5 separate regions of the Homo sapiens genome follow, and regions 1, 3, 4 and 5 are each linked to region 2. Evidence: chromatin loops called from intact Hi-C (ENCODE). Cell type or tissue: heart right ventricle. All regions are shown on one strand. Each heading gives the region's core, and the rest is flanking DNA. Links, peaks and the distances in the headings are about the cores only. Region 1 has its middle 480 kb from the start of HEAT2. Region 2 has its middle 34 kb from the start of RBM20. Region 3 overlaps PDCD4 (programmed cell death 4). Region 4 overlaps PDCD4 (programmed cell death 4). Region 5 overlaps RBM20 (RNA binding motif protein 20).

Region 1 (6,270 bases), core at 821-4,820, 990 kb before region 2:
ATTTGATTTAAAACAAATAGTAGGCCAAGTGTGGTGGCTTACGCCTGTAATCCCAGCACTTTGGGAGGCTGAGGCAGGCGGATCATGAGGTCAGGAGTTCGAGACCAGCCTGGCTAACATGGTGAATCCCTATCTCTATTAAAAATACAAAAATTAGCCAGGTGTGGTGGCGCATACCTGTAATCCCAACTACTTGGGAGGCTGAGGCAGGAGAATTGCTTGAACCAGGGAGCTGGAGGTTGCAGTGAGCCAAGATCACGCCACTGCATTCTAGCCTGGGTGACAGAGCAAGACGCAGTCTTGGAAAAAAAAAAAAAGAAAAGAAATAGTAGCCAATAATACCACTTTTTGGTTTTAATAAGATTCTGTAAGACAAAGAAAATATCTTTGAGGAAAGTTTATACCTATACTAGCAGCATATATGCTGTTTCCTCAGCCTAGAAGAGGGCATTTGTCATCTGCTGTGGAATCAACCTCTTTACACTGTATTGTCAGAATAATGATTCAGAAAGGCAGACTGAATGTGTGTATTGTGTATTATATTATACATTCAGGGGGCACTATGGATGGGTGTGTTGCTTTTATTCTTTCTGGTTGGCACACTTTTTAGGCTTTCATGATTCATGATGGGGTCTCCTGAAACTGACCCCTCTTTCCTGGGTGTAGGGGGAAGGATTTTTGTTTGGGTAGGCTAACTTAGTACTGTTTGAACCTTTGAAACTATATAAAGATAGGAAAAATGTAATCTATCATGCCAAATACTTCCTTTTATGAACATTTTTACTCTGCTGAAGCCTCTGTGTATCCCATACAGATATGTCCCTTGCTGAGCACTGCAGTTCCAGCAGGGGCAGCTGAGAGAGGGCATGCCGGCACCTGTGTTTGTGGCCTTGTCCCAGAGCAGTGGCTCTTTCTTGTCAGCTGGCTGGCTTCCAGGCGCAATAAGAGAGCATGCTGATTTCCAAGTATAATGCTTTGCTGGGGCTGGAATCAAAGCTGTCAATAGTAAAGAGCTTTCTTTTTAGTCTTCTTATATATTCAGCGGGAATTCAGCAGTGAAAACATGACCAACAATAGGCAGAGGGCCTGTAACAGTCTTTAAAACTCATGCAGATGGTTTTCAAACCTTAATTGTCTAAAAATGGCATGCATTGTTGACTGAAATACTAGCTTGGGCTGCAAACTAGGTGTAATAACTTTCTTACCTATCTGCTGAATCTATTGTTTCCTCGCTCATCAGGAATTTAAAGAGTTTACATCTGAAAGACTTGGTTTGGGGAATTAGAGGGTTCCCTGATTTTGCTGAGAAATGTATTAATAATGTCTACTAGTTATGTATGAGTTATAACAATGAGGTAGTCCCATGAGATATAAAATGCAAAAAGTTTTAAAAATATGAAACCAGTGATATTTTATTGGTTGGGAATCTCTTGGTTGAAAGTGATAGCAAGCCATTTAATGTGGCCTAAAGCAAAAGATACATTTATTGAAAAGTTCAGGAATTGTAAAGTTCATCAGGAATGCTGGATCCAGGAGTCCAGATTACATAGTCAGGGGTTAGTCCATCTCCTCTCTATCTTCACTTTTTCTTTGTTCTCTGTTGTCTCATTGGTGGACATGTGATGACCCCCCAGCAGCCCAGGCTTGTACATCCTTATGGTAATCAAATGCTATAAATCGCCCTGAGTCACCTTAGGGTTCATTACAGTTGGGTTCATTACACTCACCCTACAGTAATCAAATGCTGTAAGCTTTCTCAGCTGCCCTAGAGTTCACTCTGATTCGATTAACCTAGGTAACATCATCAATCTTTGAACCAGCCACTGTGATCAAGCAGATGGAATATACTCATTCTCCAAGCATGGATCATATGACTACCCTTTAAAATGAAATGGGTATGAGGTTAGCTGATCAGCACAACCCAAACCACATGGACAGAAAATTCGGAATGGATTATTCCCCAAAGGAAAACCAGGTTGCCAGATAGAAAAATGGGCATTGGACAAAAATAGTCAATGTCCATTACTAATATCACAGAACATCCAAGGACCCTTGCAGAGCATCTGTCCCCATTCTTACTCTTGCCAACTCGTCTTGATCCACTATGCCTTCTTCTGGGGACTTGAATACACTGAGCTTCATCCCACCTAAAGTTCTCTTTCGTTGCATCAGGCAACTCTGTATTTCCTAACATGCCCTTCACTTTCATGCCTCTAAGCTCTTACTCTTGCTCTTCCCTTCACTTGTCCATCTTAGGTGTGGTTCTCTCCATCTTTCAAGAACCCACTCAGTTATTGTGTCTCTTCTCCCAACCTAAACAGACTTCGTTGCTCCCTCCTCTGTTTCTCATAGCTCAACTAGAATAGCTGTCCAGTTGTGCGCCAGTTAGGTGTTTATGTATTAGTTTTCCCAGCTAGTCTGCAAGCTCTTTGAGAGTCTGAGCTGTGTCTTTTGTGTCTTTATGTAAATGATTGGAAAAGTCATATCAAAATAATGCTCTAAGAAGTTTTCTTATAGAAGTAACAATTTTTAAAATTACCTTAATAAGCACTACTGGAGTAAGTGGGCTAAGTGCTTTATATATATATATATATATATATATATATATATATATATATATATATATATATATATATATATATATAGCTTCGCTTATGTCTTACAAAAATCCTATAAGGTAGGTACTATGTACTATTCTTCTGTTCTACAGATGAGAAAAACCGAGGCTCAAAGAAGTTATGCAACTTGCCTATGGTTACGCAGCTAATAAGTGCCCAAGCTGAAATCTGAATCCAGATTTGCTTGATTTTAAAGTCTGAGGTATTAGCCATTGTGCAAACCGTCTCTTAGCCAGTAACTGTGTTTGCAAATGGGTAGTTATTCAGATACCAATGGATGCACTGAAGACTTCTCTACTCTTCCCCACCCCATCCTATCCCCACCAGAAATAAATTCTGCTTTCTCAATATGAAATTTTCTAGACCATTAGCTTAAATCTACTGTGCCAGTTTTTTAAGAACCTTTATTCCTGACTTTGCAATTGACTGATTCCAAGTATGCTGATCCACTAAGGAGCACCCTGTCCCAAATGAAATGGAATAGTTCTTTCTATAATAAAAGTTCACACTAAAGTTGACAAGATATTCAAAATGCCTGCCCTTCATAGAGGCTATATTTGTTATGTAAGCAAGGCAGTCTGACTTGTAACCAGTAGGTGGCACTAGACTTTCCCCTCCCGGCTATGGCTGTAACTGGTTATGGAGTTGTTCTGTTACTAAGCGGCGGCTGAAAGGGACCCATGGAATGCAGTTGCATGGCTTCCTATCAGTGAAATCATTCTGGATAGAGCAGGGTTCTTCCCCCAGCTTGCACTCAGCCTTGTCCTAGGCGTAGAGCAGGGTCATATGGATTAAATACCGGTTCTTAGGTGCACAAAGAAAAATGCAACCAGTCCAAGCGTGGCAATCTCCTTAGGCCACCCTTCCAGCTGCTGGCTCTTTGGCACTGTGATTTGTCTAAAGCTGATGGTGGGGGAGGTGAACATACAGGTACATTGCAAATCATTAGGAGGAAAAGTACTTCATACTCAGAATCTGGACTGGAGTGGTAGGCTGTGCCAGGAAATGCTTTTCTCTGCACAGTTAGGGCAACTAAATGCCTTGATTAGGGACAATGTCTAGCCACTCAATCAACATTTCCTAAATCTCTTCTAGTAATTCAAATCATTCTGGAAGCTCAAAAGGATATGAAGATGGAAAAAGCATAGTTCCTGTATTCCAGGAGCTTACCATCTACTAATAATGAATCTAATATCCATTGATTCAGCCAGTACTGATTGGGCACCTATTGAGAAATGGGGAATAGAGTGTTAGATCACACTGCCTGGATAGAGCTTACAGCCTAGTGGAGAATATAGACATTAAGCAAGTAATAACACATTACTAGTATAATAAATACCATGGTAATAAAGTAACAAGACATCCTTGCTATGAGGACATATAGCAAGGAGGTCTGGAGGCGTGTGAGTCATACAAGGCCTTCTAGAAGAGATGATTATAAGGGGATATCCAAAGAGGAGCTGGAATTAAGTGGGCAGAATGGAGAAGGGAGAGGAGAAGAATGAGAATCATGTCAGGTAGAGGGAAGAGCATGTGATAACCCAGAGGCAGGGTGGAATGAGGTACTTTTAAAGAACTAAAAAAAAGTCTGTGAGGCTAGAGCTGGGTGAGCAATAAGAAAAGTTGTAGAAGATGGGGCTAAAAGGATTGATAGTCAGGACCAGATGATGCAGAGCCTTGTATACCATGTTGAGGAATTTAAAATGTATGCAAGAGCAATGAGGAAGCCCTGATAGATTTGAAAAAGATTGGTGTTATGACATCATATGTTCATTTATTTATCTAATAATATTTATTGCATGCCTACTCTGTGCCAGTGTATCAGGTGCTAGAAACTTTAATAGAGATGTAAATTATAATTTAAAATTTTAAAAAGTAATTGATTCAGAAAGATGGGAGGCAGGAAAGTTTTCTTAGAATGAAAAATGTATTCATGCAACAAAAAGTTTTGGGCACCCTGGCATATCTCAGGATCTGTTCTAGGCCCTGGAGATTCAATGGTGAATTATACCCAGTCCTCATCACAAGGAATATTTATTGTGTGCATTGAAATTCATGGCAGGAGGTATAGCATGTAGGAGATGAAAGGGAAAAATCAGTCAACTGAAAGATCTGCTCTGGCAGACACTGAGAGTGTGGCACGGTGGAAGCTAATAGTAACCAGGATCCAGCACATTAGTGTTTACACTTTCATGTTCATGATCCCAGTTTTCAAAAACCGACTGTGTCCCACTAAAAGGAACTAGGAATCCATGGAAGAATGACTAATTCCAGATCTGAGACAGGAAATGCATAAGATGAGCATTGGCCATCTTTTTATGCAGATAGCAAAGATGTAGTCAAAGATGAATGGAATTACATCAAAAGGACATCGAAACAGTTTGAAGGGTCACTCATTGACCAAAGATGGGACAATTTGAACATCAGAACAAATTAACTGAGGAACACCTCTGTGAATTTACAAAAATATACATGTTTATAATAATAGTTTTTTTAAAAAGATAGCCCTTAACCCCCCAAATTAAAAAAGACTCATTGGTCACATTGGAAGTAACCTCACTCTGAAAATTAAAGGGAAATAATTAAACATTTATTTTTTCTTTCTTGGATAAGCAGTATTTCAATATGACCAAGTAGCCCTAGTTGACGAAGAAAACTACTTCTTTATAGAGGAATTCCACCTAATAAATGTAAAGGGTTGAAGAAGTGACAGAATTAGAACATTATCATTTTGCAACTTATAATAAGAATCAATAATTTAGGCAAAGATTTTCAATGAATGAAGACATTTTTAAAAATGAATGGAGAATTTTTCCATGAAAGGTCAGGCTTTTACCATTTGAACCCACTGATTAATTTAAGTAATACTTATTCTAGTGAATAAACCAGAAATATTTACCACTTGAAGGAAGATAAAATACATGGCATCCCGTATGATGTAATTTTGGGAAGAAAGGTCAAACATGACTATAATGGAACCCTCAGAGAAAAAGTGTTGTTATTAACAAACATGAAGTTTACAGAAACAAATTAAAAGACAGTAGAATGAAAAAGTAAAATGATGAGGAAGGCACTGCTCTATATGAAAAGATTCTAGGAGACATAACCAAATGCAATGTGTAATCCTATTTGGATACTGTTTTGAACAAGCTTCCTATAAAATGAAATTTTTGTTACAATCAGGAAATGTGAATATAATGGATAATTAGACAAATCACAGAATTATTGTTAATTTGACTAGAGTTGATGATGGCATTGTGGTTATATATGAAAATGTCTGTATTTTATAGAAATGCATACTGAAGTATAGAGTGGTTAAATGACATGAGTTCTGAGATTTGCTTAAAAACACTTAGCCAAGAAAGGAAGGCATAATGTCTGATACTGGTGTGGCAAAATCTAGGAAACTGTTGAATCTGGGTGTAGTATATAGGTGTTCTCTGTACTATACATGTTTGAAATTATTCATAAAAAACCATGACTGTGGCATTGTGAGGTAAGTAAGGCAGAGTATGCTCCAAACACCCATGATTAGAAGTCTTACATCTGAAGCACGTGTATTGGTGTGAGGTCATGTAGCTAATAAGAAACAGGACTATGACTGGAACTCTAATTCCAAGTCTAGCACTCTTTCCATAACAGCTCTCACTTT
Region 2 (6,270 bases), core at 1,309-5,308:
GTTCCCATAATCGCCACATCTCGTGGGAGGGACCAGGTGGAGATAATTGATTCATGGGGGTGGTTTTGCCCCATCCTGCTCTCGTGATAGTGAGTTAGTTCTCACGAGACCTGATGATTTTATAAGGGGCTTCCCCCGCTTCACTGGGTGCTTAGGCTCTCTTCTGCTAGCCTGTGAAGAGGTGTTTTCCACCGTGATTGTGAGTTTCTTGAGGCCTCCCCAGTCATGTGGAACTGTGAGTCAATTAAACCTCTTTTCTTTATAAATTTCCCAGTCTCAGGTATTCCCTTCATGGCAGTGTGAGAATAGACTAATACACCTCCCTACGTCAAATGTCCCAAGTGTCTCCTTAAAAACCCTCTTATGGCTGGGTGCAGTGGCTCATGCCTGTAATCCCAGAATTTTGGGAGGCCGAGGGGGGCAGATTATTTGAGGCCAGGAGTTCGAGACCAGCTTGACCTACATAGTGAAACCCCGTCTCTACTAAAATACAAAAATTAGCCGGGCATGGTGGCAGGAGGCTGTAATCCCAGCTACTTGGGAGGCTGAGGCAGGAGAATTGCTTGAACCCAGGAGGTAGAGGTTACAGTGAGCTGAGATCATGCCACTGCACTCCAACCTGGGCTACAGAGCAAGACTCTTTCTCAAACAAAAAACCCTCTTATACCTACAAACTACAAAGTGAAACACATTTAATTGGATGTGAGAACCAAAAGAGAAATGAAATGCTTGGGGGCAGAACCACAATCCTGCTCTTCAGAGTGGGCAGATGAAGCAGGGCTGGGCCAGGCTCCTGCGAGAAAGCAGAGTGCTAAGCGGCAGGGTCAGGAACAGGCACAGGGCAGTGGTAGTGTAGTGCTCGGCGTGCAACCTTTCCCAGTCCTCCCACTACCAATCCTCCACTAGTCTTTTCCTTTTCAAAACTGGGAGTAGAGACTAGGGTTGGGCCAGGTGAGAGGAGTTGAAAGTTAACTGCTAGAGAATAGCAGAATCAAAGGCACTCAGCTGGCAACTACTCTGCCAAGATGCACGTGGGGCATACAGCGCAAGAGAAGGGGCTCCTCCTCAGGTGCCATCTGAAAGAGCCTCCATCACCCAGGATCTTGTTCAAACAAAGCCTCCTGCTTTTGTGGCATGGCGTCCCAAGGCTGTGAGGATGGAGACAGCAGGAAACAATACAGCCCAGATTTGTAGACAGCTCTGAAACCATCTGGTTCAAAGGTGCTTTTTGCCCTTCCTTGTGGCTGGTCTGTCTACAAGTGTTGGCACTGGTTTCATTTTGAATTTTAAAATGGCAACTAGAGAGGTTGGTGGACTAAGATAAGCCAGGACTCTACTCTCAGTTCCACTGCTTTCCAACAGAAATTGTTAGACAAGTTACTTTGCCCTCATGAAACTTAGTTCCTCTTCTGCAAACTGGGGTTACCACCACCCACTTCAAAGTCACTGCCCTTAAGAGAGACGATAAAAGCGCACATCTGGTAGCTAGTAGGTAATTATTATGCACAAGGTGCATACATTGATATACAAAAAGAAACTATCTCTGAAAGACTGTAATCCTTCTGCCCCAAGGGATCAAGAAATTACTTGAAATCAATGAACCCCTCTTTTTCATCTACTTAGCCAAGGGCAGAAGTTAGATGAACAGACCCCCTGCCTAGAAGCATGTGCATAAGAAAAAGAAAAACTAAAAGGCAAGGATCACTGAGAAGACCTGTTTGGCACCAGCTTCAGTGGTTTCTCTTTTTTGAGGTTTCTCAGAATCTCACAAATGAGATGAGCTCTGTCCATCACAAGGCCATGCTCCACGGTCATGCCAGCATTCCCATCAGTGTCAAGGCAGATGTTGCATCTCAGAGGATGAGATTTAGCCTGCTGTGTGACCCCTGTGCTGAGGTACAGGGGCAGGGCTGTGTGTGGGCTCCCACATGCCTGCTCACCATGGGGATGAACCCTTTATTCTTAAGCAGTAGGGAAATGGGACTTCTGGAACAATCCTAAAGCACATAATAATCTCACATAACAGCCACATAATCGCAAGGCTACAGGGATTCTAATAAGATTTCTAACAAGAAAAGAAGCAAGTATTCCCTTCACTCTGTGAAAGAACATAAGAGACGCTGATTCGGAGTGTCTTGTTGGGGAGATGACTTAAAAATGATAAACTGAAAAGCAACATAGGTGAAGCTGTTTCAATTAAGGGATGCAAGGTTAGAGACAGAGCAAATGAGGAAAATTATAATAGAACAAACTCTTCTGGGTTTATATGAAGATTGAGAAAGTATAGAGGAAAAAACTGCTCTGAGGAGAAACAAGTAGGGCTACTGCAAGAAAGGACTGTGATGGCTGATATTGTCAAATTGATTGAATTGAGGAATGCAAAGAATTGTTGCTGGGTGTGTTTGTGAGGGTGTTGCCAAAGGAGATTAACATTTGAGTTAGTGGATTAGGAGAGGCAGACCCACCTTCAATCTGGGTGGGCACCATCTAATCAGCTGCCAGTGCAGCTAGAATAAAACAGGCAGATGGAAAGAGCAGACTTCCTGAGACTTCCAGTCTTCATCTTTCTCCCGTGCTGGATGCCTCCTGTCCTCTAACATTGGACTCCAAGCTCTTCAGCTTTTGAACTCTTGGACTTATACCAGTGGTTTGCCGGGGGCTCTCAGGTCTTCAGCCACAGACTGAAGGCTGCACTGTTGGCTTCCCTACTTTTGAGGTTTTGAGACTCTGACTGGTTTCCTTGCTCCTCAGCTTGCAGACAGTCTATTGCGGGACTTCACCTTGTGATCATGTGAGTCAATACTCCTTAATAAACTACCCTTCATATATACATCTATCCTATTCCGTCCCTCTAGAGAACCCTAATACAGACTGCAAATTTTGTTAACAAGATCCCATTAAACAGCTGCTGCATACCTTTCTAAGCAGCAATCCAACCTGTTGCAAGCACTAGGTACCTTGGCTAAAAGCATCCAATTACTGAGCTGCAGTTAACACGTAGCTCAAACTCTTGCAACAGAGAAATCTCAAGAATGTCACACCTTGACCATCTCATTGCTCCTGGAACTCTACTCTAAGAAACTAGAGTTTGAAAAACTAGACTGAAAAAATGGAGGGGTTGGCATGTGTCAAGGGCCCCCTCTAGTGGCTCTGGGAAAAAAGTGAAGTAATTACTGGGAGACAAAGCAGCAGCCCAATGATGAAGAAAGCCTCAGCCTTATCTACCTTTGCAGCCATCATTTCTAATTCTGAAGTGGTACGATAGATTCCTGTGTTTGAAGACCTCTCCTAGCAAAGGCCTCTGCCTCAGAAGTGTCAGGGACCTTTAGTACATTATACCTTAACTGCCTCTGTTAACTTAGTCCCAAATGATTTGCCTTAAACCCGTGTCCTTCAATTTTCTATGGTGGTGGGTTTTTTCCACCCATATGTAGTTCCATGTTTCCAGCCTTTACCGCCATCATTGTTAATTACTGAATAATTTTAGGTGTATATTTATAAAGCCAAAGCAGGACTTGTGATCACTGTACACTTTAATGTTTGATAATCAACTTTCCAGGCACTGATCTGAACACACAAGTATCCATGAGATAACATTCAAACCTTAATGTCTCTTTCCAATAATAGAGTTATACCAACCAATGTGAGGACTTGAGAGAGGAAATAAATCCATGTGCTTCTTGCAAACCTAATCGCTAGGCTGCCTCATGTCCCTGAGCAATTACTGGCTGCCACAAGGGCTCTTACACCCAGGAGACTCTGTGTCTAGGAAGGGGAGAGTGAGTGCCACATGGTGGCAGATTTATGGAGCAACGCTGGCATCTTTCATGCAGAAGACTGGCAGCCAGGAGTAATCCAGTCCCCCTAAGACACTGAGATAAGTGATCAGAGTGTACCTAAATAAGTGCAGTCTAAAGAAAATAGGAGGAGTGGGGAGGCAAAAGGCAAAGAAAACCAGAGATGGTGAATTGTGCCCTTAAAATCTGTTTCTCTGTGTCATGTGGAGGATCAATCAACACTGTACTATCTCTCTCCCATTTTCATAGTTAACTTGGGAGAAAAAAAGAGCTAATGTATTAGAGTCTGTCCTGCTTGCGAAGGAAAGCCAGGACTTGGTTCTGGCTCTGTGGGTTATTAAGCTGTGTGTGCTCATTTATTCATTTGGGTCACTTACCTAATCTGGGCTTCAGATTTCCTCGTCTATAAAATTAAGGTATTAAACTAAAAAATTTTGTATCTCTGGATCTAAATATATCCTTCAAAGTCCTAACTTAGAAAAAGTGGAGATATGAAAGCCACTTTATTTTTTTGAGATAGAGTCTCGCTCAGTCGCCCAGGCTGGAGTGCAGTGGCACAATCTCAGCTCACTGCAAGCTCTGCCTCCCGGGTTCACGCCATTCTCCTGCCTCAGCCTCCCGAGTACCTGGGACTACAGGCGCCCGCCACCAGGCCCGGCTAATTTTTTGTATTTTTAGTAGAGACAGGGTTTCCCCGTGTTAGCCAGGATGCTCTGGATCTCCTAACCTCGTGATCCACCCACCTTGGCCTCCCGAAGTGTTGGGATTACAGGCGTGAGCCAACACGCCTGGCCGAAAGCCATTTTTAAGACACGTTTTGTGAAATCTGAGCTCTTGCCAAAATAATATTCCTTCTAGAAATGTTAACCACTTTATCAAGAATTACTTAATGTGACCAAAATAAAAGCTGTAACACTTCTAGGCAATAGGCAATTGAAACAGATTCTGTTCTTACTTTTCCCGGATGAAAAGAAGAATTGTTTCTTCCAAAAGATAAAACTAAGGAAACAAGGATATCACTGTTCAATCTTCACACAAAAGGAGAGGATAATTTCCACCTAATTACATATAATTTTAAAACAAAAAAGGGCCAGCTGCAGTGACTCACACCTGTAATTCTAACACTTTGGGAAGCCAAGGATCACTTGAGGCCAGGAGTTCGAGACCAGCCTGGGCAAAGTGAGACCCCACCCCCATCTACTTAAAAAATCAGAAATCAGCCGGTGTGTTAGCACACACCTGTAATTCTAGCTACCTACTTGGGAAGGTGCCCTGAGAGGAACCCTTGAGCCCAGGAGTTGGAGATTGCAGTGAGCTATGATTGAACCACTGCACTCCAGCCCGAACGACAGAGTAAGGCCCTATCTTCTCTTTAAAAAAAAAGAGAAAAAAAAAAAAAGAAAAAAATACCAAGTAGGGAAGGAAAGATCCTCCTAACTTTTAACAGCAGGCTAACACTTTGCTGTTACCATTTAAACTGCATTAATGTGCAACTGGTTCCATTTGCACTTCCCTCCATTTAAGATAGCTGACTAAGCATAAATACACAAACCTGGATTATCAGTGTTCCAGGATAAGGAGATACGCCTAAGTAAAAAGATACAGAATGAATATTATTTCGTAAATATAACACTTTTTTTTTTTGAGACAGGGTCTTGCTCTGTTGCCAGGCTGGAGTGCAGTGGCATGATCATGGCGCATTGTAGCCTCAACCTCCCAGGCTCGTGACCCCTTCCACCTCAGCCTCCCAAGTAGCTGGGACTACAGGTGTAGCCACCAAACCCAGCTAGTTTTTAAATTTTTTGTAGAAATCGGGTCTCACTACATTGCACAGGCTGGTCTCAAACTCCTGGCTCAAATGATCATCCTGCTCCAGCTTCTAAAAATGTTGGTATTACAGGTATGAACCACTATACCTAGCAGAATTTTTAAGAAAATGATTTCTTAAATCTTTAAGACAGAACATAATCTCTGCACCTCTGTGGCAAGCACCCAACAACTGGAAGCTGTATCCTGTGTAAGACCATTTGCTGGGTGATAGTGAAATCTGAATACTGTTCACTTTACTTAAACACTGGTATTCTCCCTTTGTGGGAAGCTGAATCAAAGTACTAGTCCTTTTATTAAGAGAGTTTTGGTTTTTTTTTTGTTTTTTTTTTTTTTTGACGGAGTCTCGCTGTGTCTCCCAGGCTGGAGTGCAGTGGTGCGATCTCAGCTCACTGCAACCTCCACCGCCCAGATTCAAATGATTCTCCTGCCTCAGCCTCCCAAGCAGCTGGGACTATAGGCCCGCATCACCTCACCCGGCTAATTTTTAGTAGAAACAGGGTTTCACCATGTTGGCCAGGCTGGTCTTGAACTCTTGACCTTAAGTGATCCGCCTGCCTCAGCTTCCCAAAGTGCTGTGATTACAGGCACCGAGCCACCGCGCCTGGCCTAGATAGTTGTTAAAAGAGAAACACCTTTTAAGAAT
Region 3 (5,553 bases), core at 1,494-5,493, 280 kb before region 2:
TCATATTAAGTCTAAGTGGAAAACAGCTACATCATCTTGAACATAAAGGCTTCAGACTGTATGAGACCAAGGTAGGGAATGAAAAAGCAGTCAATAATAAGAAGGCCAAAGTTCAGAGTTTTTACTGATGTATATCACTTGGCACATCCATACATAAATCCTGCCATCACCAAGCTAACGTCTGTATTTCCAAACATTTCTAGTAAAGCTATTAAACTATCTTTCATCACTTTCTTTTCCCTCTCTTTTAATGGCTTCTAAAATTCTAAAGCAAAGGCCCCTACCAGGAAATATTTTTCTGACTTTTAATTCTTACAATGCACTTAAAAATATCAAAGCTTAAGAAATTTTCCAGATAAAAAATTATAAGAACTTAAGATTATATAAAACTGACCCACACAAGCAAAAAGTTTAGCTATTACTAAACATTTATATTATTACATTATAAGCTTCATTATTAGCTTTAACAACAACAAAAAAACTTACCAACTAGTAGCAAAAATATTAATAGCTCCAAGGAAAATCACCCACACACATACACTTTCCAGTGAGAACATCCTCCACACACCCCCCAACACACACACTTTCTAGTGAGAACATCCAATTAGCCCTAATTCTCCAACCTGTAAAGAAGTCAAGGAAGCCACATCCAGTACAGGTAAGAGCCTAGATCTTTGAAGCCAGAAAAGTCCTGAATTCATACTTGGCTTCTACCATGTACTAGCCATGTGACCTTAGAAAAAGTACATTATACCTCCCTAAGCCTCAATTTTCTCATCTTATCACTGATAATACCTACTCTAAACACTGAAACTACTTACAACAAAGGACCTGCTCCACAAGATTAGTTTCTTTCAAATAAACTAGGACTTCATGAGGCAGTCCTGTACAGATTTACAAGGGGGCTAAAACAAGCTTCGCCCTTCTTTCTCCATGAACTCACAAGAGTCACGTTCTTCAGTGACTTCAGGGAACGATAAACTAACTTAGCAGTTAACCTTCCCAAAGATCTCATCCACTATTTTACATTGAGAAAGTAGTATTTAAATAAAGTACCTTGAAGGACAAAGATCTCTGAGTTGTTTGGAAATTATTCCAGCCTGAAAACATTCTTCTACAAACCGCTCCAGCACAGAGTATGAATGTGGGACATCCAGATTAATGTCCGGAATTTCATTGTAAATTCTCTCATAACCCTACAACAATGAAATTACATGCAGAATTGTTAGCCCATATAAAATAAATGTCATAAAACACAATCCATCACTATGTCATCAATTTGTATTTAAGGCCAAATATTCAAATGGTTAAACTGAAGTCAGATTTGAATCGTGAGAAGCACAGAAAGTAGATTTGTTACAGTGTTTTACAACTGTTCTCTTTTATTAGAGTCAGGAAATAACAGACATTGGCAAGGTTGAGGAGAAAAGGGAAGGTTTATACGCTGTTGGTGGGAATGCAAATTAGTTCAGCCCCTGTAGAAAGTGGTTCGGAGATTTCTCAAAGAACTCAACATAGAATTACCGTTCAACCCGACAATCCCATTACTGGGTGTATACCCAAAGGAAAATAAATCATTCTACCAAAATGACACCTGCATTTGTATATTTATCGGGTACTATTCACAACAGCAAAGACATGGCATCAATCCAAGTGCCCATCAATGGTGGATTAGACAAAGAAAATGTGGTACATATACGCCCATGGAATGCTACATAGCCATAAAAAAGAACAAAATCATGTCCTTTGCAGCAACGTGGATGCAGCTGGAGGCCATTATCCTAAGAAAATTATCACAAACATAAAACCAAATAATGCATGGTCTCACTTGTAAGTGAGAGCTAAACATTGGGTACACACAGACATGAAGATGGGAACAATAAACATTGGGAATTTCAAAAGTGGGGAGGTAGGAAAGAGGACAAGAGTTGAAAAATTACCTATCAGGTACTATATTTACTACCTGAGGGACAGGATCATTAATTAGAAGCCCAAACCTCAGCATCACACAAAACACCCATCTAACAAACCTGTACATATACCCCTCTGATATCTAAAATTAAAAATATAAATAAAAAAATAAGTAAAACTGGTTACATAGCTAAAAAATTTTTTTTAAATACTGTTCTCTTAAAAGAGCTGTAAGCAGACATCAGACATTGGGCAAACTCCTTTCCCATCTACTTCTCTATTTACACTTACTACCTTTTTAAAAAAATACAAGGCAAACAAAAACCTCACAAACATTTAAAACAATAATCATAAAATTTTTAATAGGAAAAAAGTACTTTATAATTTGTTAAAAGTTAAAGGTTCATGTTTCTCTCTAGATATAAAATAGAAATTGTCACATCTTAGAAACCGAACCCTTGAGGTAGAATACATAATTACATTTGTTAAAGTAGGTAAAAAAAAAAAAAAAAACACTGCAGTGTTACTTTCCAAAAAATGGTTGCAAAAGGTTCAAACCTCAAACATTACCATTAAGAAAAAACAAAACATATAGGCATATTAACACTAAACATACCTAAAGAAAATTTCACTGACAATTCATAATCTGTATTCAATCATATATTTAAGACATAATCCTACAAGTTGTTCAAAAACAATGTTATACTTACTCTTTTCATTTGGTCTACAGTAATGGTAGAAGACTTCCAAAGGGACTTTAATAAATCCAAAATCATCTTAAATGTACTTTCTCCAGTTGACTCTAAAACCATTATAATAGCCTAAAAATTGAATCAATGAGTGAATTTTTGGTTAATTCATATATGAAACTGCTCCTAAAATGCACCTAGATGCCTTCTGTAATCGTAGAAATTTAATAACCACTTCCTCCTTTGATATTAAAAAAAGGATGTACATTATTTAAAAAGCATAAGTCGCTACAGTACAAAAAGGAACACTTAATAATTATCTTTGACATGGCAAGGTAATCTTACTTCATATACAAGCTCATGGTGAAAATGAGGTACTTCCAGTTCCTTAAGGCAATGTTCAGCTTCAGATATGTCTCCAGAGAGTAAATATTCTTTCAGCAGCATATCAATCTATTAGATTTAAAAGTTGAGATGTGTCAGAATTCCTAACTTTTAAAATATCGTGCTTGCCTACAGGATTATTTGCCCTCATTCCAATATAATGAAATAGTGGGTAACAAACAGCTAATAACATATACATTGGATGTGGTACTATTACAACAGAATTTTTCATAATTAAAAAATAAATCCCCAATTTTTAAATGGTTCATAATTATGATTCAAATGCAATGCTTCAGTGTGTCTGAATCACTGAGAACTACGAATAGGTTTATAATGCATGCGTCCTGGGTTGTGACCATAATGCTCTAGTGTGCCACTAAAAATAAGGGATTTTAAATACCACTAGAGGGCACTAACAAAGTTTCAACATAAAGTGGCACAAAATATTTCACTTCTATCAAGACGCTCTTAATAGTGCACTGAGAGCCAAAAAATGAGAGATGATAATGGGGCATTACTAGAGAGGGCAAAGATTTCCACATAGTTTCTCTTTTCTCTACAACTGAGAATTTGAAACTCATTATCTAAAATGTTCAATAATTCAGTTTCCAGCTGTAGCTAAAGAGACAAGTCTTGATTTTCCCGCTCAAACTTGAACATCTCAAAAAAGTGGGAGAACTTTTTCAGCACAAGAGTTTCAACTAGGAATATTTTTCCCTATATGTTATTTGTTAAAATCCCCTTTGTATTTGGTGGGCACATATCTAGTTGCCTGAATGTTGAATGTTGGCTGACTGAATTTAAAAAATCATATTTAAGTATCCTTCCAACTTCTATAAGATATTTTCATAAAAGGTAAAGTAAAATTTAATTGCTGTCATGCTTTAGGATATAATATTTACATGTAAGTAAATATGTATTTAAATATTTACATGTAAGTAAATATTTAAAGCATAGCATTTGAGTATTTTTACAATTACAAACTAATGCATAGTCATGCATCGTTTAACAGGGATACATTCTGAAAAGTGTGTTAGATGACTCTGTCATGGTGCAAACATCATAGAGTATACTCACAAAAACCTAGATGGTATAGCCTACTACACACCAGTGCTATATGGTATAGCCTATTGCTCCTAGGCTACAAATCTGTACAGCAGGTCACTATATTGAATAATATAGGCAATTGGAACACAATGGTATTTGTGTATCTAAACATAGAAAAGGTACAATAAAAAACAGTGTAAATGATTTTTAAAATGATACACCTGTATAGAGCACTCAATATGAATAGAGCTTTCAGGATGGAAGTTACTCTGGGTGATTCAATGAGTGAGTGGTTAGTGAATGTAAAGGCCTAAGACATTACCCATACACTGGCTATGCACTTTATAAACACTGTATACTTAGGCTACATTAAATTTATGAAAAAATAAAGTAACTGTGCTACAACATTACAACTGCCTCCATATCACTCAACGATAGGAATTTTTCAGCTCCGTTATAACCTTATGGGACCACCACCATCCCACACAGTCCATCACTGACCAAAACATCATAATGTGGCACGTGACTGTACTTGTTATTCAAATTATATTACTTACTTTTAACATTTGTTACATAACTTTAGAAGTATTAAAAATATCCCCCATCAAATTCCATGCACTTCTGAGAATGATAAATTACAAATACATTTATACATTTCTAAAAGTCTTCTTTGATCCAACCCTTCCATGTAAGCAAATATCCAAATAATGTCAACCTCAAACTCATATACTGGCAGTTTTATTTCCATTTTTATCTTGTCAATTTTCTTTATTGAGAGAGAATTCACACACCATAAAACAGCTTGTCCAGTTTCCAAAAATATTAATTTTGGAGAGTATTACCATCTTAACAATATTAAGTATCCTCATCCATAACCATGGGATATCATTCTATTTATTTAGGTCTTCCTTAATTTCTTTCAACCTGTTTTGCAGTTTTCAGTGTACAAGACTTGCATTTGTCTTGTTAAATTTATTCCTAAGTATTTTATTTTTGATGCTATCACAAATGCAATAATTGCATTTCAGATCATTCATTTCTACTGTATAGAGAATTGAATTTTGTGTACTGATCTTTTATCTTGCAACCTTTCTGAACTCATTTTTTAGTTAATAGTTTGGTTTCAGTTTTGGGGAGTTAAAAAATGTGGATTCATTCAAATTTTCTGTATACAGATCATGTTATCTGGGAATACAACTAGTTTTATCTCCTCCTTTCCAATCTGGATGCCTTTTATCTTTCCTGCCTAATTGCCCTGGCATCTTGACTATTTTTATACCTCAATTTTTCTAATAATTGTTTAATTTTTAAAAAACAGATACTGCAATCACGACATTACAAACACTGACTCATCTATTTTAACATATATAAAAGCAAAAACAGTCAAGGCTCTAACTACAATTTGAACTCCTTAACACTTAAGCTAGATACACATACACAAACACACACACACACCTCATTAAAAGACTTACTAAAAATCAAAATTGTAGTTACATGAAAAGATTATACTCAAAAATCAGAA
Region 4 (6,270 bases), core at 1,484-5,483, 270 kb before region 2:
CTGGCTTTTATTTTTCAAAAATTCTACAATAAATATAAACTTATGTAATCATTTTCTTAAAGTATGTGTATTGGTATAAAAGGAAAAAATGTCTGCATTAGAATCACCACTTAATATCTCATACCGAGTATTGTCTGTCATTAAGTTTAACAGAAACAGCATTTAGGAACTGACATGCCTATATTCTATTTCTAAATTAATGTTTTAAGTAAAGTGATTTTACCTTGATTAAAAACTTTTGACAATAGCAACAATTTCACATTTTCAAAGCTACAAAAGGGAAGAGTCTTATTTATGACTTCTTATAATAAACATTAGTGAAGCATTCAATCATAACCTACATTTTTTAAAAATCTTAGCTAATAAAACAACTACATATAACAAAGACTATATATATGGCAAAAAAAAAAAAATTACCTAAAAACTATGCAGATCATAGGGGAAAAGTACAAGATAACATTAAATTTATAGCATGATGAAGACCATGTTTAAAAAACAAAAGAACTAGGAAAAAATACATCAAAATGCTAGCGGAATATTTCGGTGTCGTAGGAAATGTTGGCCATCCCCTTCCATCTACTAAAATTTCCTAGGAGTATACATTATTTCCACAATTAGGAATATAGTAGTGGGAGGGAATGAACAAAAAGAAGAATCATACAAACCTGTGGTGCTCTAGGAGTATCCAGTGCTAATTCAGGTAGATCTTTCAACAATTTATCAAATGATTTTTCCACATCAGTTGTGCTCATTACTGTCCCACAAAGGTCAGAAAGAAGCTTAGATGTCATCTCTCTATGACTAGCCTTCCCCTCCAATGCTAAGGATACTGCCAACACTGGTACTCCACTTTTCATTTCACCAAGATTTAAATCTCTTAACATTTCCTGTTCAAAAAAATAATTTAAAAACATTTTAAAAGTGTATCACTACCTATAGTTCAATAAAATTTTATTTTTGAAAAATTGAGCTTTTATCTATATATCTCTACGTCTCACTCTTTGGAAATAATCAAAAGACCCAGTCATGTTTTAGAAGATAGGATAAACACACCTTTCCCTGTGCATAAATCAGACATTGATCCACTTTGTCAAGCTTTAACTGCCTTAACATCGCTAAATTCAAAAATGTGAAATACCTTTAAAATACTGTCATGGGTCACGACACAGATACATTCTGAGAAATTCACCATTTAGGTGATTTCATCAGTGTGCAATCATTATAGAGTGTACTTACACAAACCTAAATGGCAGAGCCTACATGTAGGCTACATGGTATAACCTATTGCTCCCGGGCTACAAACCTGTATAGTATGTTACTATACTGAATACTGTAGACAACTGTTAACACAGTGGTTACCTATCTAAACACAGAAAAGATACAGTAAAAAGAGTATTATATGAGACCAAAGGTATATATGCAGTCTGTCATGGAAACGTCATTATGCAGCTCATGGCTAGTTCATTAAACTACATAATATTGCTGAGATTGGTATTAGGAGTTAACTAACCTGCCTTACAATCTATTATTACTATAAATATTGTTTTATGAGAATTTGTGGAAAAATTCATTTTAGATTATCATAAGCTATTTATATTCTACTTTTCTTCAAAGACTTCTCTTGAAATAAAAATTCACTTCACACTTTTGTATCAAGTTTAAAATGAGATCTTAAACAACTGTTTTTAAATGGGATTATTGGTTTAAGATTCTGGGGTAAATTTAAAATTTCCTTTTAGAAATATAATAGCTGCAGCTAATACTTATTGACTAATGTATCAGGCATTATAATAGCCTCTTTAGTTATATTATCTTATTTAATACTCAAATAGCCCTTTGAGTATTAAATTATCACACCTATCATACTCAAAGGAGAGAGGGCACACAGCTGGAGTAGCCAAACTGAAAGTGGAATAAAGGCAGTCTGACTCTAGAAGCTAAGTTCTAATTCAGTTAGAGTGCCCTCCTCTTTAATGAAAGTTTTCTTAGAATCTTTAAATCATGATATACTACTAAGAGAGTGCCAAAACTATTTTCACAGCCACGTAACTGGTGTCCTTGTTAGTAATCTCTTCTCACTGACTGCATTTCATCTTCCTTGACCGCACTTTAACAACTAATCCACTACCCTCAAACACAATACTCCTCTTTCCTGGAAAACTATCTTAACTGGCGAACTCCTCAACATCCTTCAGACAGCAGAGAATCATCTCTACTATTACTCTCTATTTTATGCTTTCCAAACAGTACTCAGTTAACAGATACATAGTATACAATTGATCTTATGCTAGGTAGATTAACAAGATTTCAACAGTCCCTGCCCTCATAGGACTCATGGAAACTTTTCCTCTATAACAGAACGTTTCACGTATTTTAATAATCTGTTTACATATCATTTCTTTCACTTGACTGGGCTTCAAAAGGGCAAGAATCACCTATTACAAATTCCTCCAGATGGTATGCACTGAACAAATATTTGTCTTATATTCAAATCCTACAAATCCAAAGATATCAAACCTCACAGTATCAGACAAATCATAAAAGTCCAGTCTAAATTTTAAGAATCTAAATGATCAAAGTCTTCTAAAGAGTTACAATTGTATTACTTTAATTTGATAATCCTAACTAGACCAATGGTTTTATTTTATCCTAGATTTACTTTATGAACAAATCATGATTATTCTCATGGCTTCTGTATATTCTTTTTCAAATCTTTATTATTTGTGGGGTTTTTTTTGGACAAAGTACAAAAAGATTTTATCCTACTTCTGAACATACGTGAAATAAATGTCAAAAAAATGAAACTATGTCAGGCATTCTTAACTGAGATCCCTGAAGAGGTTTCGGGGGGCGTCTAGAAGTGCCCTCAAACTGCTAAAATTATATTTTATAAATTATAAAAACAGATTTTATAAATTCATATACATTACAAATTATAATTATAAAAATTATAAAAATATTGTGTCATTTTTCAGAGAACAAAATGGCACACAGCTCTCATCACATCCCAAATATATAACTGTTTTAATGTAATGAGATTTTATTCCATTTCTTAGAAATTCACTTATGCAAAAGAAAATGATTAAATTTATTCAGTGACCCAAGATCATTGTAGATGTATTTTGCTTATAAAAGATGTCTTCTCTCCTATATTAAATAAATTATACTTGCAACTTTAAACCTACCGCAACTTCATTAGTATCTCCATGCTCAAAATATTCCTGTATGATTGGTGTTAAAGTCTTCTCAAATGCCCTTTCATCCAAAGGCAAAACTACAGTTTCATAAACACAGTTCTCCTTTGAGGGGAAAAGGGAGTAAGAGTTATAAAAAACAAAATGCAAATAAACAAGTGAAATTGTTGTACAATTTTATATTCTAAGTGGTTAATAATCCCCACTTAGCACAAGACAAAGACATGCTACATACATTGATCGCATATAAAAATAGAATCTAGGCCAGGCAAGGAGACTCATACCTATAATCCCAACACTTTGGGAGGCAAAGGCGGGAGGTTCACTTGAGGCCTGGAGTTCAATACTAGCCTGGGAAACATAGCAAGACCCTGTCTCTACAAAAAAGTTTTAAAAATTAGCCAGACATGGTAGCTTGCCCCTGTAGTCCTAGCTACTCAGGAAGCTGAGGCAGAAGGATCTCTTAAGCCCAAGAGTTCGAGGCTGCAGTGAGCTATAATTCATCACTGCACTCCAGCCTGGACAACAAAGCTAAAAAATAATAATAATAAATCATAATAAAAATAGTAGAATTTATATGTCACTGCTCTTTTACAAAATCAGAATACAATAAGCCAATATATAGATTAGAATCATTAACCACAGCAAATACATAATTTGCTCCCAACCCCCATGTCTTCTGTTAATTTTTTCTCTCAAAATTTTTATGTCTCTCTCAAAACCAATCTTTTAGTAATCAAAAAGTTTCATGATGGCTTCCTATCATAAATGGTGTTTTAATTAAAATTTCACTTTAAAAAAAAATGAAGCAGGAACCAAAGCCTTCACGATTAGCATTATTATAATAAAAAGTATAACACAAAGATCAATGTTGTAGTGACAGAAAAAAAATCTCTAAGGAAAAAAGCACTGTTCAATTGAAATTTCAAAAAGAAAATTAACATCCATCATCAAACCATTCCTCTCTCCCCATGCTAAAAAAGCTCTGAAATGTAGTGCCCCCTTATCTACAAGGGGTATGTTCCAAGCCCCGTCCGAGGATGCCTTAAACCACAGATAGTACCGAACCCAATAAATACTGTTTTCTCAATCCGATAACCTAGACAGCTACCATGTGACGAATGCACGAGTAGTGTATACATTGCGGATACACGCTGGACAACGGAATGGCTCACATCCTGGGCAGGATGAGGTGGATGAAGCTGGACAGCAGGAGATCTCATCACACTACTCAGAATGGCATGCAATTTAAAACTTATGAATTACTTCTGAAAGTTTCCACTCAATATTTTCAAACCACATTGGACCATGGGTAACTGAAACTGCGGAAAGTGAAACCACGGATAAGAGGGGACTGCTATATTTACAACTTGTGACTGGCTTCAGCCTAAAAACATATACTTGAAAGATTAATACATTTTTAGCAAAGATTCTACAGTACTTGAATCCTACTAGTTTCATATTTTTCATGTTCTCTTAGAAATATTTCCATATCTATTAGTTAAAACACTTAAATACATACATACAACACACAATAAAAACAACCTAACACATACTCTTAACGTTTTCCTGTCTAAAATTTCCATCACCGTGTCTCACCTTGTGCAAAGACAAATTTTCAAAAAACATAATCAAAACATTTGGGATTTGCTTCAAAATAATCCAAAACAGGGTGGGGCAAAGGGGCCAATAGAAGACGGAGAGTAAATGGAATTAAACAAGACTGCCTATGAGTTTGTAATTATTTAAGTTTGTAAAGCTAAGAGAGGAGTACAAGCAGATTATACTATTCTACTTTAAATTTTTTCCATTAAAAAAAATAAAAAATTCACTTCACAATCTATTAAAAATTTACATTTTCAGCATTATCCCTAAAAGAAAGATGCGCATGTCCCCAAAACAAAATGTATTATATAGTTACCATTCTAAACAGTAATATTTAAAAGGAATCTAATATCTGTAACTCATAATATTCAAAAGAAGATATTCTCAATTATCATTACTATAGAAACAAACTATATTAACAGAATTTACTGAAAAATGGACAACTTAATAATCCTAAGTGAATTTCTAAAGAGCTATTTTTGACTCACTACAGAAACCAAGTGAAAGTTATGCATGTATTACTGTCAGTTTACTTGGTTTCCTAATCCAAAACATTTATACATATGATTTGACACATGTATGAGTAAACTACAAACATGAAGTCAAAAAAGTTCATAAACATTTTAAATATTATGAAAAAGCAAAGCACTGATACCTGGTCATCATCATAGTTAGGATCTTTCACATCCACCTCCTCCACATCATACACCTGTCCAGGTGTACCCCAGACACCTTTGCCTCCTGCACCACCTGAAAAAGTTTAGCATTGAGAAAGAAAAAACACAAAATTCATCAATTTGTTGAAATCTAAAATAAAATGTTCCGATGTTAAACAACAGCTAAAAAAAAATTGTATTTAACGTGTTAGTTTTTTTCCAGTTTTCTTCCCCTACTGGTTTTTGTTCAGACCACTCTTTCAATATTTCCAAAAACATTAAGTTAAAATAGCTTATGAAGTTAAAAACTAAAAAAGCAGATGCTTTAAAATAAAAGCAAAAACAAATAAAGATAAAAAAATAGCTATATTGAGGACCTCAAAGGAGATGATATTGCAGCTGAGCTCTAAATTTTATTCGACATTTCTTTGAGACTAAGACAAAAAGAAACATTCTGGGCCGGTAAAGCTTAGCATAGAAAACTCAACAAGGGAAAAATTATTTAACAAAAAAGGACAGTAACCACCATCAAATATTTTAAGGTCAAATACAGTACTCTTTAAATATTAAAGTACACATTAAACCATACAACTAGCAATATGTTATAAATATAGAAAAGAATTCTAACTGCTTTTAAGCATTAACAGCCCTGAAAATTCTGTTTTCTAAATACAAAACAACCAAAAGAAGCTTAACAATTCCAATTTTCAAAGTTGCTTTTCTACATCAACTTACTGAAATGTTTTAAGGACTAATGTACTACACTATTTTTTAAAGAACCTTTACAATGTCACCAACATTTCTGTTTTTGGAGG
Region 5 (6,270 bases), core at 1,391-5,390, 71 kb before region 2:
TATTTTTAGTAGAGAAAGGGTTTCATCATGCTGGCCAGGCTGGTCTCGAACTCCTGACCTCAGGCGATCCACCTGCCTCGGCCTCCCAAAGTGCTGGGATTACAGGCATGAGCCACTGCGCCCATCCCAAATGACAATTCTTGTCTGTCAATGTTTTCCTTGACACTGTAGAAAAATTATTTCCATGACTTTCTTTAAGAGCTGAATGAATTTACTCATCTCCCGCCGCCCCAAAATATAGTTAATTAAAAATATTTCAGAGTGAGGCATACAACTCTGTTCTTAGTCACAGGATATAACTTGATTTTTCTTTTTCTTCCATTATCTTCCAGCAAAGAGCTACAAGTTTCTGAAATCATCTAAAGAACCCACAAAAACATAAAAGCCACATTCATCAATCATTTCACTAATCTTCCATACAGTTACCTTAAGAATAATTTCAACTGTAGATAGAAATAGAAGTTTCTCCTATTTTAAAAAACTGACTCAACATATTCATTTTGTTTTTTAAAACAGGTCAAATAGCTTTTGAAAGTTGAATTGGAAGTCTTGATTGGCTCTCCAATTGAGGCAAAATCATTTAGACTGACATTTTAATTTAATCTAGAAATGAGCAAGTAAAAGTTACAAAACTCAATTCGCTTTAACTCTTCACTGAAGCAAGGTTTTAAACTCTTAAATAACCTTCCCCAACAAATAACAGAACAAAAAGGAAGCTCTTAAGGAATAAGAGGATAGGGAGAGATAATAACTGGAACCACTCTCAAAATGCAAACCTGACCTAGCATTTACGAGAAAACATTACCAATCTCCTCTTGCACACAAAATTAATGAAAACCAATTACCAGCTCCAATCGCTCTAATGCGGACACTCTTACTGCAACTCAACCAGCACCAGCTGTGTTGTAGATTGAAATTGTAAATCTGACCAGTGCTTTGAGCCAAAAAATAAAACTGCCTTCTGCCATTAACAAGTTCATGAAATTCAGACCTATTAGGTCTTAGGGCACCGGCTGCCCACAAAGTTGTAATTAGAATAAAGCTGACTATGAAATCAAGAAGGTGGTCAAGAATTCGATGAGAACAAAAAAAGCCCAACACTTAGCAACCACTTTTGGATTTTTTGCTCTCATCTAATTCTTGATCACAAGAATTAGACACAATCAAAAATTGTGATCAATGACACAATCAAAAATTGTGATCATCATAACCCAAAAAGTAAAAGAAATATCTGACTCCATACTGACATAAATACTTGATAAATAAACAAGCGAGGAAGAAGGAACAACAGCTCTTCCTTACAGAAGAATTCCAAATAATAAATGGAGAAGGAATGACTGAAATGGAAAATCACTGTTAGAATATGACAATGATAACTATTATAGGCAAGCTCCACAGATGAATGCCAAAATTAGCAGGTGAAAGTTTGAAAAGAAACAGGATATTTGCATAATCCTACAGTAGCTCCCCTGAAATATTCTTAATTACAAAGAAAAAATAGCAGCTTTTAACTTTACAGTTAACACCACCTTAAGCAAGCAATTAAGTGATGCTCTGAGAAGGGCACATCCCCTCTTTGGGAATCTTCTTCCAACACACATAACCTCAATCTAATCATCAGGACACATCAGGCAAACTCAAATCCAGGAATCTTTCACAACAGGAGTTGGCAGATTACAGCCCAAGGACCAAATGTGAACCTTTGCCCGTTTCCATAAATGAAGTCATACCGAGACCCAGCCATGTTCATTTATTTACATATTGTCTGAGGCTGATCTGTGCCACAACAGTAAAGGTGGGTAGTTGCAACAGAGAACATGTGGCCTGCAAAGCGAAAACTCTTTACTATCTGGCCCTAGATAGAAAAAGTTGGCTCCATCTGTGTTCTACAAAATAAGTGACCAATACTCTTCAAAAATGTCAAGGTCATGAAAAACAAGAAAAGACTGAGGTACTGTCATATTCTGGAGGATGCTAATGGAGACATGACAACGAATGCCAGGTGGGATCCTGGATTGCATCCTGAAATAGAAAAACACATTAGTGAAGGCCAGATGTGATGGCTCACGCCTGTAATCCCAGCACTTTGGGAGGCCGAGGCGGGTGGATCACCTGAGGTCAGGAGTTCGAGATCAGCCTTGCCAGCATGGTGAAACCCCATCCCTACTAAAAATACAAAAAAATTAGCCGGGCATGGTGATGGGCAACTGTAATCCCAGCTACTCAGGAGGCTGAGGCAGGAGAATCATCTGAACCCGGGAGGCAGAGGTTGCAGTGAGCCAAGATCATGCCATTGCACTGCAACCTGAGCAACAAGAGCGAAACTTTGTCTCAACAACAACAACAAAAAAAAAAGCAGAAAAGAAAAGGAAAAGAAAAAGGAAACATTAATGAAAAGACTGTTGAAATCTGAAAAATGTCTGTAGTGTGGTTATTAATAGTGTGCCAATATTCTTTTCTTGGTTGTGATAAATGTATCATGGCTTATCCAAGATGTTAACGCTAGGTGCAGCTGGGTAAAAAGCATACAGGAACTCTCTGCACTATTTTTGCAAATTTTCTGTAGGTCTAAAATCATTTTAAAATAAAAAGTTAAACAGTAATTGTGATGAACTCCTCACCCGACCTCAGGCTAACGGGGAGCAGCAGCAGCTGCCATTTCTAGGCCAGCCTCAACCTTCCAATGGTGTCTTTACAGGGCTTAAAAGCAACTGCAAAAATAATTCCAAGGTCACTGACACTTCAAGCCAGTGACCTGAAGGCAGAAAAGATTAGCAGAGAGCATGCCTCAACCAATACTGCCTTTACAAATACCTTACAGTTTAGGGTTTCATGTACTTAAATATAAAGTACTAAACAAGAGGATGAAATTAGACATCTAAATCTCTCTTGTGCCATTTCTCAAAGCTTAAACTAACCCTTAAAGATAGGTGGATGTGAAGATTTTCTTGGAAGTGTTGGCAGGAGGAGGTTTGGTGCAGACCCTATTGCGAGGAGACGTGGTCTAACAGCAGGGGGAGACAGTGTGTCCCTGGGATTCCGGGCCAGTTCTGTCACCAGCTTCTCGCACAGCCCTGACAAGGGAGTGAAATGCCTTCTGCAGAGGTCTCTCCCTTGTTTGCTCAAAGGCTGTCCCTGCATGGTCAGTGAGGAATGTGCGAGAAGAAGGTGCCCCTGTTTCTCTTCTATCAAGCAAGTGCCCCCTAGACAGAAACCATCCAGGCAGACTTAAGATTTTTCACGAATGTAACAAGTCATGTCTGTAATTACGCAAAAATACAGAGAGAGAATAAGAGACAGACTGAAGAAGAAAGAAGTGGAAAAGAAAGAGAAGTAAATGGAAATGAGTGGGGAGAGGGGAGCACACGAGAGAAACAGGAAGGAAATATGGAGGTGCAGCTGTCCCCAGCAAGAAGCAGCTGAGCAAACGGACCCTCGAGAAGCACCTGTCTTCCTCCAACCTTACTGATCAAACCTGGTATAGGTGCATCAAAGCTGGGGTGAAGGAGAAGGTCCTGCCAAGCCCCACTATGAAAGGTGGGTCACAGCCTCCCCCAGGCGTGCACCCTCCCCGCCCCCAGGTGACACGCATTGCGTGACAGCGCACCACAGCCCACGCTAGTTAGCCGTATGTGTCAGTCCCCGAGCTAGCCAAACACCCTTGGCAAATCCTGGCTCGCCACTGAACACACAACCCAGCAGCCCGAGGCCATCCATCATGCCAGCCCAGGAGAACAGATGAGACTTGGAGAAGGAGGCTCCTACCACCTTTTTAGCTGACCGAGCTCCTCCTCCCCCAGCTTTGAGAGAACCGAACCCCTGAGATGGGGGAAACCAGGCAGTGGCCAGTGCCATCAGGAGAAGAAAGAGGAGGCAATTTTATGAATGGACCATTCAGACAGGGAAAACAGCCCTGTGGGCCTTCCCTGGCCAGTGCCACCCCTCCCCACTCTGAAAATTCTTTCGACTCCATCTGCTCCGAAGGAGGCAACACATCCAAGGAGCAAACCCACCACCCACTCCAAACTTGAACTTCCGCCCCCACCAAGAACATTCCAGTGGTTTTGCCAAACAAACTAATTGCTCTCCCCCAGGACAGCCTGCATGACAACAGGTGCCCGGCTCCCGGCTCTAATGCCACCACTCACAGTTTCTGGGTTTCATTGTTTTTAATTAGCCTAAATAATTGTTCTTAAAGTCATTTAGAAACAGTGCTGTCCTACTGTGCCCTTATCTCAAAATATGAGAAGAGCAGGTTAAAAGGGGCAGTGTCAGTCCAGGGATGAAACTGAGATTGAGGTGCCCGCCGACCGTCTCTGGCACCAGATGGCATGAGCTGTGAATGACAATCACCAAGTGAATGCCGCTGTGGCCATCTGTGTGCTGGGTCTGTCTGCCTGGCTGGGAAGTGCGTCTGCATGTGCCCCAGTCCATCAGGGCTAGAGGAAGGCGGACCTGCCTCCCAGCCCTCAGCCAAGCCCTCTCTCAGGAAACAGCCACGCTGCAGACAGACAGACTGCCAGCCTGTGGCTTTGCCTGCCCAGCCCTTCAGAGAGGATCCAGGGGCTCGCAAAGCCCTTGCATAAAGTCACACCTGATTTTCAAAACAACCCCATGAGGCAGACACCATAAGCAGGAAACCAAAACATAGGGGCTTACATGATGTGCCCAGCTTAAGAACTGCAATAACAGGAACTATGATAATTATTAACAAGAAGAGGCTGGGCACGGTGGCTCATGCCTCTAATCCCAGTGCTTTAGGAGGGTGAGGCAGGAGGATTGCTTGAGGCCACTAGTTTGAGATCACCTGGGCAACATAGTGAGACCCTGTCTCTACAAAAAATAAAAATTAGCTGGGCATGGTGGCTCGTGCCTATAGTCCCAGCTACTCGTGAGGCTGAGGCAAGAGGATCACTTGAGCCGAGGCGTTCAAGGCCGCAGTGAGCTATGATCACACCACTGCATTCCAACTTGGGCAACAGAGCAAGACTCTATCTCTAAAAAAAATTAAAAATAAAAAAAAGAAGAAAAAGGACAATGAGCATTTATTGGGTACTTACTATGTGCCAGATACTGTGCTAATCACTTTATACAGCCTTCATCCTAGTGCCAACCTTGGGAGGAAGACAGGAGTACTTATAAATAAGAAGCAGAGGCTCCATTTCATATATTCAAGCCTGAGGCTCCAGGAGGCCAAGTTTCCTGCCCAGGTCTCCATGGCTCCTCAGCAGAGTATCCTGGATTTGAACCGAGAACCTGCATATTAAACCACTGCAGAGCCTCTTTATCTCCAAGTGTGGGTTGCAGCAAAGCATGAACCCATCTGTGCTCCAGGCCTGAATGAACATAAACCAAGTCATTCCAAAAGTCTCTGTATTGCTGAGCTTGAACTTTCAGACTCCTGGACCAGTGCTCCCTCTACTGCAGCATATCATGAAAATGTCACATCTTCATTAGATATGAAGTGAATCTACCACCAAACATTCTCCTATTGCCCACTGCTTCTGTAATAAAATTTAGACCTAGAAAAATCTTTCAAGGTCATCAGGCTCAACACCTTTATATTCCAGATGTGGAAACCAAATCTCCAAGTCTCAGAGAAGCCAAGTTCATTGATCAAGGGAGTGGGTGGCAGGATGAAGAGTAGACCCCAGACTCCCCCGGCCTTGCACACTCAAGAGTGCTTTCCAAAACCAAACTGTACCTTCCCAGAAATGAACAATAAGGGAGAAATCACACAATAGGATGCTTTCCATGGGTGTCCTTAACTCAGGAGATCCTTTCTCTGATGATGCTGCAGTGGGCATGATGCTGCTTTAATCAAAGTGAACCAAATTATGAGAAGATCATGGTCTCAACATGCTATGAGCTCAAGTACGTCTTGAAACAGAATTCCATTTAGTGACACCCTCATAGCCACTTAATGGCAAAGTAATGTATTTAAATGCCTTGACACCTAAACATTTTTTTGCATAATTACATTTAATCTTTGCTCTTTGGTTAGGTTTTTATAGGGATTTGTTTTGTGTGGATAAACTTTTGAGTACTCCCATAGCTCTATTTCCCCACATTGTCTATAAGAAAGATAAGGTTGAAAGAAATCCTTTCTTTTCCTTAATATTATTTATCCCAGTTTATGTTTTATAGTTACCTATTTTTTTGGTTTATGTTAGTTTTCCTCACTAGACAGGAAGCTCCATCCATAAGAATTACCTATTCCATTCATCACTCAGCACCTAAGACAGCACCTAGCACATAATAGGTGTTCAG

What was found. Hi-C counts contacts between places; a loop is a spot of excess contacts. Peaks named below come from ENCODE experiments on the same cell type or tissue, not always from the same donor. Only the 100,000 strongest peaks of a DNase experiment are listed, where the experiment ranks them.
Region 1: a loop joins it to region 2, with 5 times the contacts of the local background. A loop is called at or near these places in 7 of 110 quality-filtered maps.
Region 3: a loop joins it to region 2, with 5 times the contacts of the local background. A loop is called at or near these places in 56 of 110 quality-filtered maps.
Region 4: a loop joins it to region 2, with 4 times the contacts of the local background. A loop is called at or near these places in 56 of 110 quality-filtered maps.
Region 5: a loop joins it to region 2, with 4 times the contacts of the local background. A loop is called at or near these places in 62 of 110 quality-filtered maps.

Annotation. Positions count from the first base shown.
Region 1 is chr10:111,595,608-111,601,877 of GRCh38, reverse strand. No RefSeq gene overlaps it. Among named protein-coding and RNA genes, the nearest start is that of HEAT2, 480 kb to the right of the region's middle. In heart right ventricle, for the core only: a CTCF peak has its summit at 3,210 (motif pointing right); a DNase peak (open chromatin) is centred at 3,287.
Region 2 is chr10:110,607,344-110,613,613 of GRCh38, reverse strand. No RefSeq gene overlaps it. Among named protein-coding and RNA genes, the nearest start is that of RBM20, 34 kb to the left of the region's middle. RefSeq lists enhancers at 1,096-1,245, 1,420-2,357. In heart right ventricle, for the core only: CTCF peaks have their summits at 2,927, 3,141 (motif pointing left) and 3,802; no DNase peak of the experiment used is centred there; H3K27ac peaks cover 962 bases.
Region 3 is chr10:110,891,591-110,897,143 of GRCh38, reverse strand. PDCD4 (programmed cell death 4) reads right to left here. Exons shown (of 12, transcript NM_014456.5): 9 at 2,946-3,053; 10 at 2,622-2,732; 11 at 1,057-1,196. Among named protein-coding and RNA genes, the nearest start is that of MIR4680, 3.7 kb to the left of the region's middle. In heart right ventricle, for the core only: a CTCF peak has its summit at 3,385 (motif pointing right); no DNase peak of the experiment used is centred there.
Region 4 is chr10:110,882,282-110,888,551 of GRCh38, reverse strand. PDCD4 (programmed cell death 4) reads right to left here. Exons shown (of 12, transcript NM_014456.5): 4 at 5,455-5,549; 5 at 3,186-3,299; 6 at 666-887. Among named protein-coding and RNA genes, the nearest start is that of MIR4680, 13 kb to the left of the region's middle. In heart right ventricle, for the core only: no CTCF peak of the experiment used is centred there; no DNase peak of the experiment used is centred there.
Region 5 is chr10:110,677,970-110,684,239 of GRCh38, reverse strand. All of the region lies in intron 1 of RBM20 (RNA binding motif protein 20), which reads right to left. Among named protein-coding and RNA genes, the nearest start is that of RBM20, 37 kb to the right of the region's middle. In heart right ventricle, for the core only: CTCF peaks have their summits at 2,801 and 3,001 (motif pointing right); DNase peaks (open chromatin) are centred at 3,049 and 4,439; H3K27ac peaks cover 4,000 bases.